2 separate regions of the Homo sapiens genome follow, and region 2 is linked to region 1. Evidence: chromatin loops called from intact Hi-C (ENCODE). Cell type or tissue: endothelial cell of umbilical vein. All regions are shown on one strand. Each heading gives the region's core, and the rest is flanking DNA. Links, peaks and the distances in the headings are about the cores only. Region 1 overlaps LINC01992 (long intergenic non-protein coding RNA 1992). Region 2 overlaps NLK (nemo like kinase).

Evidence for each region. Hi-C counts contacts between places; a loop is a spot of excess contacts. Peaks named below come from ENCODE experiments on the same cell type or tissue, not always from the same donor. Only the 100,000 strongest peaks of a DNase experiment are listed, where the experiment ranks them.
Region 2: it touches region 1 in a loop (10-fold over the local background); 1 of 110 quality-filtered maps calls a loop at or near these places.

The regions. Positions count from the first base shown.
Region 1 is chr17:27,974,199-27,984,475 of GRCh38, forward strand. All of the region lies in intron 2 of LINC01992 (long intergenic non-protein coding RNA 1992), which reads right to left. Among named protein-coding and RNA genes, the nearest start is that of LINC01992, 12 kb to the right of the region's middle. RefSeq lists enhancers at 905-1,199, 2,427-2,556. In endothelial cell of umbilical vein, for the core only: no CTCF peak of the experiment used is centred there; DNase peaks (open chromatin) are centred at 4,863 and 6,093; H3K27ac peaks cover 2,155 bases.
Region 2 is chr17:28,169,683-28,179,959 of GRCh38, forward strand. NLK (nemo like kinase) reads left to right here. Exons shown (of 11, transcript NM_016231.5): 7 at 2,835-2,936. Among named protein-coding and RNA genes, the nearest start is that of NLK, 130 kb to the left of the region's middle. In endothelial cell of umbilical vein, for the core only: no CTCF peak of the experiment used is centred there; DNase peaks (open chromatin) are centred at 3,689 and 4,269; H3K27ac peaks cover 2,080 bases.

The DNA of each region.
Region 1 (10,277 bases), core at 4,767-7,266:
TTTCCTCAGTGTGCATACGCTTGCACATGGGCAGAGAGACCCAGCTCTCTGGAGTCTCTCCTTATAAGGACACTAATCCTTTCAGATTAGGGCCTCACCCTTATAACCTTATTTAACCTTAATTACTTCCTTAAAGTCCTCATCTCTGAATATAGCCACATCGGGGGATAGGGCTTCAACATAAGAATTGGTTGAGGGGGCAGCAGATACAAACATTCAGTCAATAGCAACATCCTTTCTCTCTGTAAAATATCTAAAAATTTATAATAAACAAATGATACAAAAGTTATAATAAACATTTTTTTCTGGAGAGCCAGTTTTAAAATATTAATGATCACCATCTTTTAGTCATCTTTATTTTCTGGACAGGGTAGGTCCTAGCTGATTATTAGGGGGAGGATTCCATTGCCCAGAGTGAGCAAAACTGGATGAGCAACTCCCTGGCAGAATTCTGTCTTACCAGGCTGATTTTGTTCGAATGTGCTGCCTGTAACAATAGTATCTTTCCCACGCTTGTAATTCGTCCTCCTGCGAGTAGCTTGGTGTACTTCCCTAGGCAGAGAGTTGTCCTGAAAGTGGCCAAACTTGCTGACCCAGGGCCACACCAACCCTCCCAATTGCTCACAGTCTGTCCCTCTTTCCTTACAAGTTTACCAGGGCACGAAAAGCAGGCAACTTCCTACTGAATCTCTCCACCAGAACAGGACTGGGGAAGGGACCTCCCTTTCTCATCAGAGGTCCAAGGCAGCAGTACAGCATGCTAATACCCAGAGGCAGGCAGTGCTACAGTTGGGCAGTCTGGTCAGTGGTGACAGTGCAGGCCACACAAGGCCTTGAGTTGGAGGAGCAGAGGGTCTTTCCAGAGCAGTGGAGATGATGTAGGACTGGACTTATTCACAAACTCGATGACTCTCAGATATGCTGGAGAGGAGAGATCAAGTCCTGCAGTTGCTCAGGTAGGGCTATCCAGCAGCAACTTTCTGATCTAACTATTTATGAGATCTCATTTGCACCTCATTTGTCAAGCTTCACCTTCATTCTGCAGATGAGAAAGCTCATTTTAGGAGAGGAGATGACTCAGCCAAAGAGGTCACATGGTGAATCAGGGTCCAGTGGTGTGGATGTGTCTGTTTCATTCAGCCTCTGCTCTGGGCAAGCTTTCTCCTTTAAATGAGCAGAGGAAGCATCAGCTCCGTGCATAGAAACATGCAGAGCCAGCTGGCATGTCTGCGAATCTGCATCTGTGCTTCTCCCAGACCTTTCAAAGGTTCTGGGGATGAGAGTGCAGGGTGAAGGCACTCCAGAAGGACTATGCTGGTAACTTGCCCAATGGCCCACTGTCATCGCCTTGACTCATCACCCACCTGTTTCATTTGTCTCTGTCTGGGAGCTTAACTAGAGTCCAAGTTCCTATAGGCAGGGAACATGATATGCATGGGCTCCTGAGCCAGAACTGTGTTCAAATATTGATGCTGCCACTTACTAGCTATGCCACTGGGCAAGTCCATTAAATGGAAAAGGAAAGATGCAAAAATTCGTTGAGGGCCAGGATGTGGTAGCTCACACCTGTAATCACAGTGCTTTGCGAGGCCAAGGATTGGCCTCCCAGATTGAATTCCAGATTGCTGAGGCCAGGAGTTCAAGACAAGTCCTGCAATATAGCAAGACCTGTCTCTACAAAGAATAAACAAAAAATTAGCTGTGCATGGTGGCACGTGCCTGTAATCTCAGCTGCTTGGGAGGCTGAGGCAGGAGGATCCCTTGAGCCCAAGAGTTTGAGGTTACAGTGAGCCATGACTGCACCACTGCACTCCAGCCTGGGTGACAGAGCAAGACCCTGTCTCTAAAAAAAAATTTTGTAACATAATGAATGCCTTTTATAAGTTAGGATTTGTTTTACTTGTAAATGACTGAAACCCAACTCAAACAGGATTAAGCAAAAAAAAAAAAAAAACAGTTTATCGTTTCAGCAATCAAATGATCCTGGAATAGACCTTATAGGCTTCTGGTGAGGCTTGAGACCTTGTAGACTTCCAGGGGGCTGAGCAATGTCCTCAGGACCCATTTTTGCTCTCTCCATCTCTAGCCTCCACTTTTTCGGTGTTGGCTCCATTGTGGGCTTTCTACTCAGGGTAGAAAGGTGGCTGCCTAATCTCCAGTTGTGTATACATGTGCTGCATATACCAACTGTCAAGCTCCCATCCACTGGTAAGGAAAACCAGTCTCTTCCCCCAAAACACTCACACAAATCCTAGGCTTCACTTTGGACCAATCTAGGTCATGAGTTGCACCCCTGAACCAACGGCTGTGGCTAGGGGAATCCAGAGCACTGGTCAGCCACGCTTGAGTCACTTGCTCACCCCCTGGAGTGAAAATGAAGCCTGGTCCAGAGCTCACAAACTACAAATGCGGTATGGAGAGGTTTCACAAAGAAAAAGAAAGAAACTATTACTGAAATAAGGTACAATGGATTCTGGGTAGCCAAAAAGACAACAAATGTCTGCCACACCTACTATCTACCATGCTCCTGGTACTTTTTTTTTTCATTAAACTCTTGCAATGGTATAACTTAACCTTTCAGAATCACAGTTTCCCCTTTTTAAAATGAAGATAATGATACCTAATAAGACTAGCTACTACTTATCTGGTACTTTCTAGGCACTGGGCTAAATGCTTTATGTATTCCAACTCATGTAATTATTTATATCATAAGATTATTGTTGGAAATAAATTAAAATAGATGACATAAAATGTCCTAGGCATAATACCTGATACATAATAGGTGATAAATGTTTAAATGCATTTTATTTTATCAGTCACTCAAGCACAGTATTAAGCACCTAACAGATGCTTATTTTAAAAGATGAACAAATTAATCTATGTATGAAATTATTTCTGCATTTACTTATTTATACTCTACCTAGTTGCACAAAGGATTTGATATACAGGATATGCATTCGATAATATAGCACAATATAAACAGGTAAATAAAATCAGGACCAAGGAATGTGTGAATTAGAATAGAATAATAAGATAAGGGGAAAAATAAAATGCATTAATGGATGTCATGGATTTAGTTTTTGAATTTGAGGCTTCGAGTTTCCTGGCAACCAAAGAGAAAAGGGAAAACCCGTTGGCTGCAATACCACAGTTCAAGAATGCAAAATAAAATCATTCCTCCAGGAAGATAATTTAATGCATTGGCTTTTGAGATAAAGGAATTCTTGTTGGGCAGTTGGGGTAGTGGGGACAGGGACAGATACTGAAAAACTGTATTTGAGGTAAAAACAGTAGTTTTTTTTAGCACAGGAAGTAATTGGCAAAAAAGCACCTAATCTTTTGTGGGGCAAATGCCTGATGTACTTTTGATAACAGAATGAGGTGCCACTTTAGGCCTCTGATACAACAATCAAATCCCTTGAGGTGAAATGCCTCCCACAGCCTTGGGGGGGATTTCCCTCCAACAGACGCCATATTCAGAGGGGAGGCAGGAAGCTAGTCTCCAGAAAGAAGCATACCCTGCAGACCTGACTTCCATTCTCAAGAAGAGACCCAGGAGCTGTTCTCCCTGAGGCCTAAGGAGGAGAAACCAAGGGGGTTTTCACCTGGCAGCTCCCCTAGGCAGGATAACTCTTCTCAGCTCCAAGGTCCCTGCCTGCAGCCGAGAAAGAGTTAATTGCAGTGACCCAAATCTGCAGTCCCATTTTCAGCATGCTGAAAATTACTTTTTAATCCTGGCTTTTAGGGCTTGCCTGGGGAGCCATCTGCTGCACCCTCCCCCACCTCGGGCACACAGGATTACTCCCACCTGCCCGCCTAACTTGCTTTTGTGGGGCCTAATTCTGCTCCTGCCCTTCCAGATCATAGTAATTTGGAGGATGACAGTTTCATTTGTGGCGTAGGAAGAGAGCAAAGATTTTAAAACAACAAAAAGCAAGGTCTTCCAGCCCAGATTAAATAGAAAACAATTTGAAAGGTCAGAATCCACAGAGGTACAGGTCTGGGATAATCAGACCCCCAGCCTCAGCCATGCCATGCCATCTGTTGCAGGCATCTGGGGCTGGGCAATGTAGCACTTGGTTTTATTCTGGGTTCCAATACTTAGGGGTCATAGGGTTCCAAAAGTGGGTGATGCACCCATGACTCAGCTTGCTCCATCCAAGGAAATTGAGCAGAAGTCCCTAAACTCCCACTGGAACAAGACCTAGAGATTATGCCCTAGTCTCTCAGTCCTTCAGCACCTCTCTAGACCAGTTTAGGGAAGCCCCCTACTGTGTGCCTTGGTCTGCACCCTCAAGGACCTAACTGTGCAATGGAGGAGAGATGAGTCATAAAGAGTACCCAGTGGGATATATGCTACGATGGGGCCTTTGACCTGAGCCTTGAAGAATAAGCATTCACCAGATAGACAAGGTGAGACAGGACCTTCTAGAGAAAGGGAATTGCATGGACAGAAGCCAGAGATGGGATGGTGCTTCTGAGGAGGGTACAGGAAAAAAGGGTCTCACCTACATGGCTGGTGGAAGTTATCAGTTCCATGGGTACAACCTCTGAGAAGCCAATCTAGCAATAATCTTTGAAATTACAAACATACATATCCTTTCACCCAGAAATTCCGCTTCCAAGAATTCAACTAGCAGATATACTCCCACGTATGCAAAATGGCATGCTTACAAGTTATTCAATGCAGCATTGTTTGCAATAGCAAAAGGTTGAAAATGACCTACACGTCCACCAACAGGCTGGTCAAATGAATTCTAGGACATTCATACAAAGAATACTCTGCAACGGGAAAAAGAATAAAGTAGTTCTTTATGTTCTGGTAGGAAATCATCTCTAAGAGTGTTGTTCGTGATAAAAAGCAAGGGAAGTAACCAAATGCAATGTGTGGACCTTACTTGAATTTTGATTCAAACAAAACAGCATTTGTTGAGAGAGAAAAAAAATCAAGGAAATCTGAATGCTGACTAGGTAGCTTATGGTATTAAAGAATTATTGTTTTCTTTTACATGTGTAGAGGTTGTGTTTTTTCTCAGGTAATTTTCTTTTAGAAATATATGCTGAAGAATTAATAGATGAAATTATATGATGCCTGGGATTTGATTTAAAATAATCAGGGGGAGAGGGAGAGGAAGTGAAGATACAAAAAGATTGGCCGAGTGTGGATCATTGTTGAAGTGGGTTGATGGCTATATGGGGGGTTCACACTGTTTTTTCTACTTTTGTGTATGTGTGAAATTTTCCTGCAATAAAAGCTTCTTAGAAAGCAAGGTGCAGACTGGTGTATTTAATATGCTGCCACCAAAACTAAAAAGAGAAGACTGGCCGGGCACGTTGCCTCATGCCTGTAATCCAGCACTTTGGGAGGCTGAGGTGGGCGGATCACGAGGTCAGGAGTTCGAGACCAGCCTAGCCAATATGGTGAAACTCTGTCTCTACTAAAAATACAAACATTAGTCGGTCGTGGTGGTGTGCGCCTGTAGTCCCAGCTACCCAGGAGGCTGAGGCAGAAGAACCACTTGAACCTGGGAGGCAGAGTTTGCAATGAGCCAAGATCACGCCACTGCACCCCAGGCTGGGCAACAGAGTGAGACTCTGTCTCAAAAAAAAAAAAAAAAAAAGAAGAGCAGACCCTCACCAAACAAGTGTATATATATATATGTGTGTGTGTGTGTATATATATATATATATGTATATATATGTGTGTGTATATATATATGTGTGTATATATATGTGTATGTATATATGTATATATATGTGTATATATGTATATATATATGTATATATAGAGAGAGAGTGTGTGTGTGTATATATAATGTATATAATATATATATACATTACGTATATATGGTATATGTATGTATATAGATATATTGTGCATGCATGTGTGTGTGTATGTGTGCGTGTGTGTATGTTGAATGAATGAATGTCCTCCTGGGACCTATCAGGCTATCTTTAGGAATACAGTTAGTTTAAAAAATAAGTATTACATAATGTGAAAAATGTGGGAATACAAAGGAGGAAATGAATCATCTTTAAGGGGGAGAGGGGCTGGTTGAGGAATGTTGCTGGAGAGGAGATGACGTCTGAGCCGCATCCTGAAGGGTGTCAAGGAGCTTGGCAGGTGAGGAGTGTGAGTTAGGAGTCAAGCATTTTGTACTGAGGAAAAAACAAGAGCAAAGGTCAGAAAATTTAAAGAATAGAGTATGTTTAACTAAAGACACTGCTTTTGTATTATTATCAAATCATACTATTGTCTTATATGGAGAACTTTAGCCACGCCTCTTCAATTCAATTCAAAGGGATTTATACATCCACACATACAAAAACAGTAGGAACAATATACTTGCCTATTTGCTTATATACTTATAACAAATCTCTGGAAGAAAACATGCAGCTGCTAAAACTGTTTGCCTCCAGGAGGGTAGACTAGTGGCTGGGGGACAAGAGTAGGAAGGAGATTTTTTACTGTTTTATTTTTTGTATCTTTTGAATTTGGACCCAAGTAAATATATTATCTTAAACAAACAAACAAAAAAGGCCAGGTGCAATTGCTCATGCCTGTAATCCCAACACTTTGAGAGGCTGAGGCAGGCGGATCACTTGAGGCCAGGAGTTTGAGACCAGCCTGGCCAACATGGCAAAACCCCATCTCTACTAAAAATACAAAAATTAGCTGGGCATAGCAGCATGCACCTGTAATCCCAGGTACTTGGGAAACTGAGGCAGGAGAATCACTTGAACCAGGAGGTGGAGGTTGCAGTGAGCAGAGATCACATCACTGCACTCCTGCCTGGGCAACAGAGTGAGACTGTCTCAGAAGAAGAGGAAGGAGAAGGAGAAGGAGAAGGAGAAGAAGAGGAAGAGGAAGAAGAAGAAGAAGAAGAAGGAGAAGGAGAAGGAGAAGGAGAAGGAGAAGGAGGAGAAGGAGAAGGAGAAGAAGGAGGAGGAGGAGGAGGAGGAGGAGGAGGGGAGGAAGAGGAAGAGGAAGAGGAGGAGGAAATTAAACAGAGTGAGACTATCTCAATAGAATAAGAAGAGAAAGAAGAAGAAGAACAAATTAAGCAGAGTGAGACTGTCTCAATAGAACAAGAGGAAGAAGAAGAAGAGGAAGAAGAAGAAGAAGGAGGAGACAGAAGGAGGAGGAGGAGGAAACTAAAATTAAACAGAGCAAGACTATCTCAATAGAAGAGGAAGAAGAAGAAGAAGAAGCAGCTAAAATTAAAAAAAAAATAAGATTTGGAATTACAGAGAACAAGCCTGAGTAGCTTGGGTAAGTTATTTACCTTCTATGTCTATGAATTTCTTTTCCTATCCATGGAATGGGGACAATGACATTAGTATCACCTCATAGGAGTGCTGTGGTATTAAGTGAAATAATGTACTAGATAAATGTATTAAATAATGTATTTAAATACTAATGTACTACATTAAATAACATAATAAATTATTCACAGAAGGCACCTTTATAAACACCAGCTGACATTAATGCAAAGCCAGGACTCAATCCATGACTCTGATCCCACGTTCCAAGTTCTTCCCGCTCAAAAGGTAGTCCACCTGACTAGCCCTCAGGCCAAAGATAGCAAAAGGATCAGTGGGATCTCTCTGAAGCTTAGCAGCAATGGCCTTATGGGTTTTTATTGTCCATGGTCAGCTCTGCCAAGAAGCACACACAAACATTTCTCATCAGCTCATGGATATTTTCACTGGCCTTGTCTGCTCCATGAAACAACCTTTGGAGGTCAAATTGATGAAAGGTGTGGTCTTGCCTGTAAGACCAGGATCGAGTCTTTCCCTCTGAGACAAGTGGTTCTTCCCAGAGCTGTTACCAGGCATCTAGGTCCACTAGCAGAGAACCCTGGCCTAGAAGTCAGAAGGTTTGTGGCCCAGGCATCGGAGTCAAGAGATCTTAGACACTACTGGCAAGGCATATAGCCTAAGGTGTATACCTTAACCTCACTGGAGCTCAGTTTCCTCATCTGTAAAATGGGAATAAAAATGCCTGCCCCAGCTATCTCTTAGGGCTGATATGAATAATTAATGAAAGAGATATGCGAAATTAAATTTTCTAATTTAGACTCTAGATTATTGGGGTCTTCTTCAATCCTTTCCACCCAGGCAGAGTCTTTGGTTCTACCAATATGTAAGTTTTAAAATGTGATCAAAGGAAAGCCAGAGCTATCACCTTGAGGTTCCTGAATCTGCCCTCCTCTCCTCTATCAAAGAGATTATAGCACACACAGGCGGGTAGGGAGGATCCTAAGCACCATAAATACATGTAGGCAATATCCATGTCTTTCAAATGTTTGTCCTTGGTGAGAGCTGCAGCTGTCTTTTAATATGGCTAAATGAAGTAGGGGAAAATCAGAAAAATGCAAATGAGATCCTTATTTTAGGCAAATCAATCTCAGCAATGCTCATATCTGATCAAGCTTATCTTTAGGACGATCATTAGGATAATGGATTAATGTGAAAGTTTATTTTTACCCTGTCTGCTCTCACTCCTTGAAGACCCTTCAGACCTCATCTTGATTCTGCCAGACACCCCAGGAGGACGGGAACTCCTTACCAGTCAGTTTAGTCCCCAGCATTCATGTTGGGGCGGACTCTGGCAATCATAGGGTTCAGCTCACCACAAGGTCACCCAGCACCACACTGCCCCCACCTTTCATCATGTGACCTGAGATAGCTGCAGCTACCCTTGGACTCCAGGGGTTTTATTTAGGAAGTCCCAGAAAAAGATAAGAAAGATATGTGGGAATTTCTTTACAAGGAGGCCTTTGAGAGACCTGAAGTGTGATAAAGAGATTAAGAGAATAAGCCTTGAAGTCAGGCAGCCCTGGTTGAATTCTAGCTCTCTTACTTACTTGCTATGTGACCCTAACTTCCATTAGCCTTGGTTTCCTCATCTGCAGAATGGAGATCTTATTTCCATCTACTTAACTGGGGTGTTGTGAGATCTAAATGAGAATTGTGTCCATGCAGCACCTAGTGAAGTATCTGACATGGGGTAAAAATGAGAGCTACTGAGCACTTAATAAAGCACTGTCCCAAGTTCTTTCTATGTATTAATTTAATACCAGCAATAATCTTATAATATGGGTGTTATAGCCCCCTTCTTTAAAAAAAAAAAAAAAAAAGGAGGAGGAAAAGGAAGGCCTGAGAAATTGAGTGACATAGCCAAGGGCCAAGATTTGAACCCATGGCTCTAGAGCCCACCGCATCACTCCTACCCTACAGCTCTTGCCAACTTGCTGGCAAAAATGGAGAAGGGTCTTTTGCTCGCACGGAAGCTGGACTTGTAGTGAACCCCTCTAGAATTCCATGTAATTAGAAACAGAGGGCACCAGTTCAGGAAGAAAGAAGCAGGTAAAGGAGAAGGCACAGGGGCCCAGAGCTTTCACTAGGCAGGAAAGAGAGACAGGCAGCAGGATCCTGTCCACAAGCAGCCATCCCAGAGCCATTTTCTAGAAGGGACACCCCCTACGCAGAGCCCCTGACACTGCTGTCCTGAGCCTGAAGCCCGTCTAAGGCTTCTCTTCCCTGCATATTGAGAAGGGGGCTGGAGAAACATCCTGGGGCTCTGCAGAGATGAAAGTCACGGCACACCCTCAAAGCCTTTCTCATTTTAAGCATTAGATCACTTTGTATCAGAGCCACTTGGAGATGAGAAAGTGGGAGTCCGCCTTGGGGCAATGGTATCTGAGTCTGAGTCCAAAAATGTTTGCCTATAGATGTAAAGAAAAGCCCAGATTATTAGAAACAACATAGCAATTAAGACAAAAGATTAGGAAATTCAGGCCTGTTTCAAGTTCCAGCTCTAACACTTACTAGGTCCATAGCTTTGAGTGATCATCCTAATCTGGTGCCTCAGTTTTATCTTCTGTAAAATGGGGCTAATAATACCTACCTCATAGGATTTAGGGAATTAAATAAGAAATATATGTACAGAGCTGAGATAGGGTCTAGCATAGAGTAAGTGGTTAATGAGTAGTAAGTACTTATTATTATATGTGGTGGTTTTAAATTCCTAAAAGACAAAAAAAACATACATTCAGTTGACCATGTGTATGTGGAATGGGCAATGTGCGCATACTTACATATAAACATGCATTTATACGTATTTCCCCAGGCACATCCCTGAAAAACCAGTATATACTCAGACATTCCCTTGAATCAAAATCGAGTCTATTCCACTTCCTCCTCAGTCCAGTGAGGTGTTCAAGACATCAATTATTATCCCCATTTTAGACATCAGGACCCCAAGGGACTTA
Region 2 (10,277 bases), core at 3,147-5,646, 190 kb after region 1:
TTAACCTCTGTGTTCCTTTTTTTTTGCTGCTTCTTCTTCTTTTTTTTTTTTTTTTTTGGCCCCTAAAACTGTTCTGAGGATTGTTGTACAATGAAGTAGGAAAGCTGAAAACGGGGCCTGGCACATAGTAAGCACTCTGTAAATGTTTGCAATTACGATGGTGGTAGTGTGCCAGGACTCTAGGGATACAGCAGTAAATAAGACAGCATTGTTCTTAACCTTTGTGAAACTTTTACATGAGACAAAAATAAATATGCAAATAAATATGATTCCAAGTAATGGAAGTTCCATAAAGAAAAATGTAGCCAGGTTAGGGACAGACAATGGTGGCAGAGCAGAGCAGGCACTAAAGGATTCTCTGAGGATATAACATTTCACCCACATAAAATAAGGCAGTAAGATGCTGGAGAAATGTTCCAAGAAGAGGGACAACCACCATAACAAAGCCCCTGAGGCAGGAACAAGCATGGCATGTTGGAGGGAAGGTATGTGATGGAAGACGCTGTAGGAAATGAGGTCAGAAAGTGAGAAAGAACCTGGCCATGGTGACATGATAAAGCCTTAAGATTTTATTCTAAGTGTGATAGAAAACTTAAATGAAGGTTTTGACCAAAGGAATACTAAGATTTGATTGATGACATTTTAAAAGATCACACTGACTACTGTGTCTTTGTAAATAATTAATGCACTTGACCAGACAGAATTATTTCTTTTATGCTTTTTCTACAAAGAATTTTTACCTAATATGTTAGAAACTATATCTGCTTTTATCAACATTTAAATTTTTCTATGCTATACGTTTTAACTGTCTTTTTTAAAGTTTACATCTTAAAAATTGATTCTGGTGTTAAAAAAATTATGTACATATAATACTTAATCTAATGTTGGGTACTTTTGACAATATTCACTTTTCAATTTCTTCAGAAAGTAAAGTTTAACAGACTTAACCTGTAAGACTATCATATCTGGACATAAGCTGTCATAAAATGGATGTGACTACTACCTTGCATACAGAAAAGCTTAAGTAAAAAATAATAAGGAAGTATTCAAATCCTATATATGGAACAAGAATCTTGAATTGCTGCTGCAAAAAATATGTGAGGGAAAGTGTGAAGCAACTGGACTGGAGTTCAGATATCCCTTTGCTAGAGAAATACATAGATCTTCAGTTTGGCAGTCTGACATAGCCACTGCAGGAGAATTCATGTCTGTCTAATTGTTGGTGTGTGTTGGGGTGAGAAATGAAGATCTAAAATAGGAAAAGGCTCTAACTTCTAATGGAAGTCATTATTTCCTGTTGTATTTTCTCTGTATCTTTGAGATTTAATTACCCTGGTACTAGCAGACATCATAAAAGTGTTTCTCATGTATGGATCTGACCCATTTTAGACAACTTTCTGAATGTTTCAGTTTGTTTTTATAAGCTAGTCATTTCCTTCTGCCTTTAGTGTGGTTGTTAGAGATCCAAAAGTATCACCTACACACTTTTCCCAAAAAGCTTTGTATAGAGATCTTTATTTCTGTGGAAAGCAAGCTTCTCAAGTATCTCCATTAACCTGTAGGGTGTTGATGCTGATGGCTACCCCATGGTTTAGATAAGTGCAGAAAATAGTGCTTTATATTCGGCAAGCCCAGAACCAGGAAAAGAAGTGTTCTCTAGGTAAGAATTTCCCATCCTGGAAGGATCCAAATGAAATGTTATTGCTAATTAGGTTATGAAGTTAGAACAATTGTGACACTACAGAAAATTGGTAAGATAGTTTGCTACCCAAAGACTTGTTTGCAAGAAGACTGTTTTATTGGTCTCTTTTATTGTGTCCAGCTAGCTAAATGTGGTCTTATGTGGTGTCATATTTTTCTAAGTGTCACAGTTTTCTGCCAGCGTAAGAGATTTCTAGCATGACTAGAATGTAAAGGATGTGTACTGGCCCAAGCATGGAGAGCTTAGCTTTCATTTCAGGTGTGAATATTTTCAGTATTTATTAAATCACAGGTGTCTGATTTGTGGATTAGCACCTTGGTGAGCCTGAATCCATTTGAAGCATCAGAATCCATTCATTAACTGTTTGGAAAGAATAGTCATTAGGCATCAACAGAAGAGGAGTTCAACTTTGCAAAGATCTTAGATGCTATGGTATCAAGAAAACAGGACAGACATGCAGACTCCCAAATTGCTATAGCCTTAGAATGTCATGCTTATCAAAACATATTTTCTATATTTCTATCATATAAATAGGAACTTTTAAATAAATAAGTAGGAACTTTTAAATAATAGGATAAATAGGAACTAAATAATAGAATAAATAGGAATAGGATAAATAGAAATAGGATAAATAGGAATGGAATATATAGGATAATCCTATATATAATAAATAATATGTTAAATAGGAATAGGATAGATAGGAACTTTTAAATAATAAATAGGAATAATAACAGGAATTTATTTAAATTCCTTTACATGAGGAATTTATTTAAATTCCTTTACATGAGGAATTTATTTAAATTCCTTTACATGAGGAATTTATTTAAATTCCTTTACATGAGGAATTTATTTAAATTCCTTTACATGAGGAATTTATTTATTTTAAATTCCTTTACATGAGGAATTTATTTATTTTAAATTCCTTTACATGAGGAATTTATTTATTATAAATTCCTAGAAATCTTTTTTAATAGGCCAGAAAGTGAAAGTAGGGGCTCCTGTCAGTTAATCTAGAGCTTGTCTTAAGGTTTTTTCCCCCAGATTTGGTCCACTTCTCTAAGGCTATGATTTAAGAGTAATGAAAAGTTATTTCCATGAGATTACTATCTATCTGTATTTTATTTCCTTGTAGTTGGATTTGATCACGGATCTGTTGGGCACACCATCACTGGAAGCAATGAGGACAGCTTGTGAAGGCGCTAAGGCACATATACTCAGGGGTCCTCATAAACAGGTGAGAGGAGGGGGGAATCTTTTTCTGGTAACCATCTGTTTGGGCAAGATTTCCCTTCCAATAGAGTAATCTATTAAGGATTTTTAAGCAAATGTATTATCTGTAGGATTTTTTTTTTTAACATCAAGGTCCTAAGTAAGAAAATGTTCAATATTTGTCAAACTGAATAAAATCTCATTCCTAATGCCGTAGGAGAAAGTGCGTGTTTGTGTAGCTCCTTTGCTAATAGATGACCCTTGGCTTTGTGTCTCCTGATTTATTGGTGTCTATGGGAAAAATTACTGGAGATGGAGCTTTGACCTCAATGCCATAACCTACTACATGTATATCAAGATGTCCTTTCCAAATACTGAGCCAAAATACCTCGTATTTCTTATTCCAGCCAGGACTGTGAAGCTGTTGCTATTGCACTCTTGCCACTAACACAGAATCAGATGTGAACGTTGTTAGAAAAGAAGTATGAAGATAGATTGCCAGATTTGCACTCATCAGTATTACTTGCAACTAGCCAAGTCACTGCTGAGAAAGACAAAATGGTTTTTTATCTCCACCTGTTGATTTAGCAACAGTTTTTACAAGCACTTCCTTATCTCCTTTGGACAGAACAGCTTAATGATGTGAAGAGTGAATAAGGGGAATACTTTTCCTAGGAGCAACAAATTAAAACAGAACAGATAAGACTTGAACAGGATGACCCAGCAACAAATTTTCCTGAGTTTTGGTTTCTTTTGAATTGGACGTTTAGATTATCTGATTGATGGTACCAAATGACAGAGTGAATTTGACACTCCTCCTCTCAAACTGTCAGCCAGACATTTGCAAAGGGAAGGTGGCAAAGGGAAGACCTCACCTTCCCTTTGCGGTTCTCTCTTTGTAATTCTAGTGTGACTCCAGAGCTTTTGTTGTCACAGGCATAAAGGGCAATGAGGTAAAGTGTGTTCTCTTCTAAAACCAGCCCAGGCTAGTAAATAGAGATGTATGCTTGTATGTTAAATAGCCCTCTGATGGTTACATGTTTCTGTTGCATTTGGTTTAGAACTGTAAAATAATATGAGGCCCTAACACCTTGAGAAGAGCACAGTAAGTCTTAACCTAGAGGAAAGTTCTATATTATAGAAGGAACTAACAAGATCTATTATGTTCCATTTATTGGCCAGCATCAGGAACATAAAACTAATTTACTAATGCCTCTTGGTAAATGTGTCCTTAGAAGTAGCAAAATAATTGTCCTCTTTCACTGACTTCATTAATTAGTAAATCTTGCCTGGTTCAAGGTAAACAATAATGAAGAGTGAAGAAGATCAGACACCCTTATGCTACCCTTCTGTCTCTAGAGGAGTTTTAACTGTTGTTAATGGTTGCTAGTTAATTAATCATCTGTGTCAAAGAGTTGCTAAACAGCAGCCTGAAGAACAAGGTTTCCTGAGGAGTTTCCTGTCTGCTGTCTAGATAGAACGGCTGGAAAATGTAACCTACTGCACCAAAAGTCACTGTGCACTGCTCTGAGCATTCCTGGCAATTGAGTACTTTTTCTGTGAAAATTTTAAAAATCTGTTAGTTGTAAAAACCTAAGACTTTCCATGAAATAAAAAAAGGGTAAATATATTATTTTGTAAAGCAAAAGAAGAGGAAAGGAAAATCCAAAGTTCCACTATTATTTAACTAGTTAAATAGGTTGAGATGTCTAAACAAATCATTTCTTATATATTTTGCTATTAATTGGCCTCTTAACAGTAATCCCTTTGCTTATCACTGAGTTTAGTGATGACCTTAAGGGAGCACTGTGGTAAAAGTTAGGGGCAGCCCTTTCCAGTCTTGGTGTCGGCATATTTTGATTTTGAAGAGAAGACTGGTGGAGTGAAAACTAGTTAGGAGGCCATTTCCGCTTAATGGCTAGATGCACTTTGCAGAGACTTTAAAGTCTTTAAACGGCTTTTATCCACTGCTTGAAGTGGTCTCCTTAGGCAGATGTTCATGGTCTTTTAGCACTAATCCAGCTAGATGTGTATAAAGTTATACCAACAATACATAATTGAATGTAAATAAACCTAGCATATTGCCTGCTTCCACTTTTCCTCCAGTATGGAAATTCAGTTTTTGATCTATGTTTGCTAGTTGATCTTTATCATCGCTACTCTCATGAGATGTCAACAGGTTCTTGAAGCTCTTTACTTAAGCCACCAATCAGATTCTACCTTTTCACTTCCCACTCCCTGCCCACTCACCAACCACATGATGCATATCCTGTGTGCCTCTTGTTGGCCTATTAGCAGCTGCTTGAAGGTATTGCCATTCATGTTATAGCTATTTACAGCTGAGGTTGGAAGACACCTACACACGATTATATTTGGTATGTAGCCACCTGGATTTTTTTTTTTTTTTTTTACTTTAAAAGATTAATTTGGTCTTTGGAATATACAATATAGCTTATGTTTTGGTACATCATGACTTTTCTGCAAAATGTATAGGGTTTAGCTTAGTGCTCTGCACAGGTTATGTACTCAATTTATAACCTCTGGACTGTAGTGATTAAGAGTGTAGTGTCAGCCGGGCGCGGCGGCTCACACCTGTAATCCCAGCACTTTGGGAGGCGGAGGCAGGCGGATCACGAGGTCAGGAGATCGAGATCATCCTGGCTAACATGGTGAAACCCCGTCTCTACTAAAAAAATACAAAAAAAAAAAATTTAGCCAGGCGTGGTGGCAGGCGCCTGTAGTCCCAGCTACTCGGGAGGCGGCAGGAGAATGGCATGAACCCAGGAGGCAGAGCTTGCAGTGAGCCGAGATCACGCCACTGCACTCCAGCCTGGGCGACACAGCAAGACTTCGTCTCAAAAAAAAAAAAAAATAGTGTAGTGTCAATCTCAGTTTCACCATGTTGCACGTGTTTTGAATGGTGAACTGGGAGTTGTACAATACGGTTTTCAGACAGATTGAGTATGAATCCTGGCTTTACTAGTACCTCCCTTTGTGACTTAGGCAGATTATTTAACCTCTGTGTATATCAGTTCATTCATCTGTAAAATGGTGATTAAAAATGGTTTTACCTCATTAAATTGTTACAGTGAGAAAAGAGCTAATGCATGTAAGGAGAACATAGAATAGTGCCTGGCACATACTAAACATTTAATAAATATTAACCATTAAAGTTATGACTCTAAAATAGCAGATAAAGCTTGTGACTTCTAAAAATTATACATTGTGATCAAGTGGGGTTTATCCCAGTAATGCAAGGGTGGTTCACCTACAGAAAATCTATTAATATTTTATAACAGAAAAATCTATTAATATTTTTAACACCTTAAGCAAGAAAAATCATGTTTATCTCAATTGATGCAGAAAAGGCATTTGATAAGCTTCAGTTTTTTTTATGCCTTAACATAAAGGATCTTTACGAAAATCCATAGAAAAATTTGGGGTGAATTTCTTTTAAGCTTACAAACAATACAGTGAACTGTATAACACTTTACATGAAATAAAAATGTGTGCACACAGAAGGAGCCTCTGGCTTTTAGAAAAGACTCCTAGTAATCCTCAGTGATGCTGCTTAGGCCAATTGGGAGGTCTTCATTTGGGGGTCTAACTGGGGCAAGTTCAATCTCACTGTATTTATTTTAAATTACTTAATATAGGAATATTAGATTGATGGTGTTTAAACTCATGAAGAATACTTCTAAAAATTCAATACAAGTTTTTGAGTTTGGACTGAGAAAAACTAAGCTTCTTTCAAGTAGTTTTCATTTAAGTAATTACTCAAAGTTAGACATAAATTATCATTTTTGTTCATAATTTCTAACAATAATTAGAACTTTGCTATGTGCTGAACACTTCTTATATACTAGCTCATTAAATTCTCACAATAACACTATAATGTACCATTACTATTCCTTTTTACAGATGGGAAATGGAAGATTAACAGAAGTTAAATAACATGCCTAATGTCATAAGCCAGATGTTAAAATTAGGTTTCTTTAACTCTAAAATCTATGTTCTTAGCTAGTATACACTGCCTGGCACTTACATATTCACAGCAGACTTATTAAAATTTCATTTGTATATCTGCAGGTAATCTGTGAGAACATATAAAATAAAATTAAAATTTTACAGCAAGTTAGTTATCTGCAACTACCACCCCCAATCCTAGTCTTGTCTGGATTAACTTGAGAATATCTTTCCGGATATATATTCACATATTTATATTCATTTATTTACATATATTTGTATAAATAGAATATGAGACTTTTAAAAACACACAAATACAATGGGCCCTTAAGCAATGCAGGGGCTGGGGTGCCAACTCCACCCCCCTAACCCCCTGCCTACAGTTGAAAATCCATGTATAAGTCGATTAACACATTTTGTATGTTTATATGTATTATATACTGTATTCTTAAAGTAAGCCAGAGAAAATAAAATGTTATTAAGAAAAATTATAAGGAAGAGAAAATAGACTGTTTGTAAGTGGATCATCATAAAGGTCTTCATCCTCATTGTCTTCATATTGAGTAGGCTGAGGAGGAAGAGAAAGGAGGGGTGGCAGAGGCGAAAGTGGTGGAGGAGGTGGAAGGAGAGGCAGGCACACTCAATATAATTTCTATTGAAAAAAATTCACATATAAGTGGACCCATGCAATTCAAACCTGTGTTGTTCAAGGGTCAACTGTATACATATACAGAAGGAGAACCTATTTGACTGTCATCTTAAAGTCACAGATTAATGTGTCAAATTAATGTATTTGTGTTGGTTAATATAAATGCTTCTATGTGGCATGTTTAGTCAAGACTCTTTCCAGTGAAACTTAGTTTAAACTGGCTTAAGCGAAAAAGGGAACTCTTAAAGGCTCATAACTGAAAAATCTTGAGCTACAGCTGACTTCAGGCCCTGTTGGAATTCAGGTTGTGAGATGATCTTCCATGCCAGGAATCTGACTCTCCTCTGCTCCGCTTTCCTGTGTTCTGCCTTCATTTTCAAACAGGATTTCCCCAAGTGTTTGCAAAGATGGAGCCAGCAGTCCAGGCCTACATTCTATTACCATAACAATCCTTCTGGAAAGAGCTTCCTAAATAGCTCCAGAAAAAATCTTTGAAAGACTTTTTATTAGGAATGTGTTTGGCTATAAGTAGTAGAAAATTATAGTGGTTTAAGAAATAAGATACATGTTTTCCTCATATCAAGAGGTTTCCTCCATAGTCTGGAGCAGATAGAGTAGCTTACTTGTGTCAAGGATCCAGCTTTTTCATTTTCTGCCCTGCCATCTTTAGAATGTTGCCTGCATACTATATGGTAACTTGTCACCATATGACTGTAGCTTGTCCAGAAATCACATCGATATTCAAAGCAAGAAAATGGAGGAAAGAAGGTGCATTAGCAGTATCTGTTCCCTTAATCGGGAAAGCAAAAGCTTTCCTAGAAGCCTGCTTAGCAAACTCCTGCTCATATGTCATCATCCAGAACTGTGTCATATGTGACCTCCTAGCTGCAAAACAGGCTAATAAAGTGAGTATTTAGCTTTTCTGTTCTATATAATAAAGTCAGATAAGGAAAAGAGGGTTGAGGGTATATATTGGGTTAGCCATCCCATTGTCTGTCCCTTGCCTATTTCAGACCATGTGTCCATCCTGGAGCTGGTCATGGTGCTCAGGAAGGGTATCATTTGATTGGCCAGGCCTGGGTCAGGTGCCCATCCTTAGGAGTTGGGAGATTGCAATCAAGCCTAATCAAACCACTTGGTTTGGGAGTGAAAGGGGGTGGTTCCCTAAAGGTCAGGGAATCCTGGGCAGAATAAAACACTGTGTGATGTTTCAAGTTTATTATCTCTTTTCTACAACTCAAAATCTTGAATGAAGGGAAGTATAGCTGCCACAGCCCACGTATCTATTAAAGAAGATAGTTCTTCAACTGACCTGTTGATAGGATTGAAAAGTCTATTGTCAGCTCTTAGTCCTCTTGTTCTTCTCTTATAATTAGGTTTAGGTCTTCAGTTTTCCTCAGTTTGTTCCCACCTAATTGTGTCAGAAATAGATAACAATATTTTTGCGAAGTGAAGATAGTCCTGTCTCCTGACAGGAACCATATCTTATATTTAACAGACTTTAAGGATCTTAGAGAGTTCATTCAGTTCAAACTTATTTTATAGGTGGGGATTTATGTCACCCCAGAGTGCTTACTATTGTGTACTCACTGTGCATGCTCACTTAATGTTACTGACTGATCATCACAGCTTCTTTACTGCCAGCTAAGGTCTAAAACTTACATGTAGTTGAATGAAAACTAATAGGAACGTCTGCTCGGGACACTTGCACGGTCTAGCTGACCCTGCTGTAGCAACCAGCATGCTGCAGTTAGCTTATGATGACTCTGGCATATCATTTAGGGCCACTCACCCAAGTCCAGAAGCTCATCTTTGCTTCATTTAATTAATCATAGTCATTAATAGAGAACTCTTTATACCCCTTCCTGTCCTCATGATTCAGCACTGGCACCCACTCACTCCCACATTGCTAAGTTACTTATAAACTTGCAGAACAAACAGAAAATGGAGCAGTTTATTTTAAAGGAGGAAATTTAACATGTGTGAATGTTAGGAGAATTGGCAAAAATATTTCCAAATGAGATGTTTAGGGCATATTTTTTTTTTCTTTTGAGACAGGGTCTCGCTCTGTCACCCAGACTAGAGTGCATAGCTCACTGCAGCCTCAATTTTCCAGGCTCAAGCAATCCTCCCACCTCAGCCTCTCGAATAACTGGGACTACAAGCACATACCACCCTGCCTAGCCTTTTTTATTTTATTTTATTTTTATTTTATTTTATTTTAAGAGAGAGGGTCTCCCGGCTGGGAATGGTGGCTCATGCCTGTAATTCCAGCACTTTGGGAGGCCAAGGCAGGCAAATCACTTGAGGTCAGGAATTCAAGACCAGCCTGGCCAACATGGTGAAAGCCTGTCTCTACTAAAAATACAAAGAAAGTTAGCCAGGCATGGTGGCAGACACCTGTAATCCCAGCTACTCGGGAGGCTGAGGCAGGAGAATTGCTTGAACCTGGGAGGCAGAGGTTGCAGTGAGCCAAGATCGCGCCTCTGCACTCTAGCCTGGGTGACAGAGTGAGACTCAAACAAAGAGACAGGATCTCTCTAAGTTGCCTAGTCTCAACTTCCTGGGCTCAAGCAGTTCTCCCACCTTGGCCTCCCAAAGGGTTATGATTACAGGCATGAGCCACCGTGCCCAGTTCTAGGGCATATTTCTAAGCATTCTTGGTTTTTTTTTTTTTTTTTTTTTTTTTGCTTATTCAGATTGATTCTATTGCACTTAAGAGAAATGTAAACTTCTTGTTTGTTGCTGATA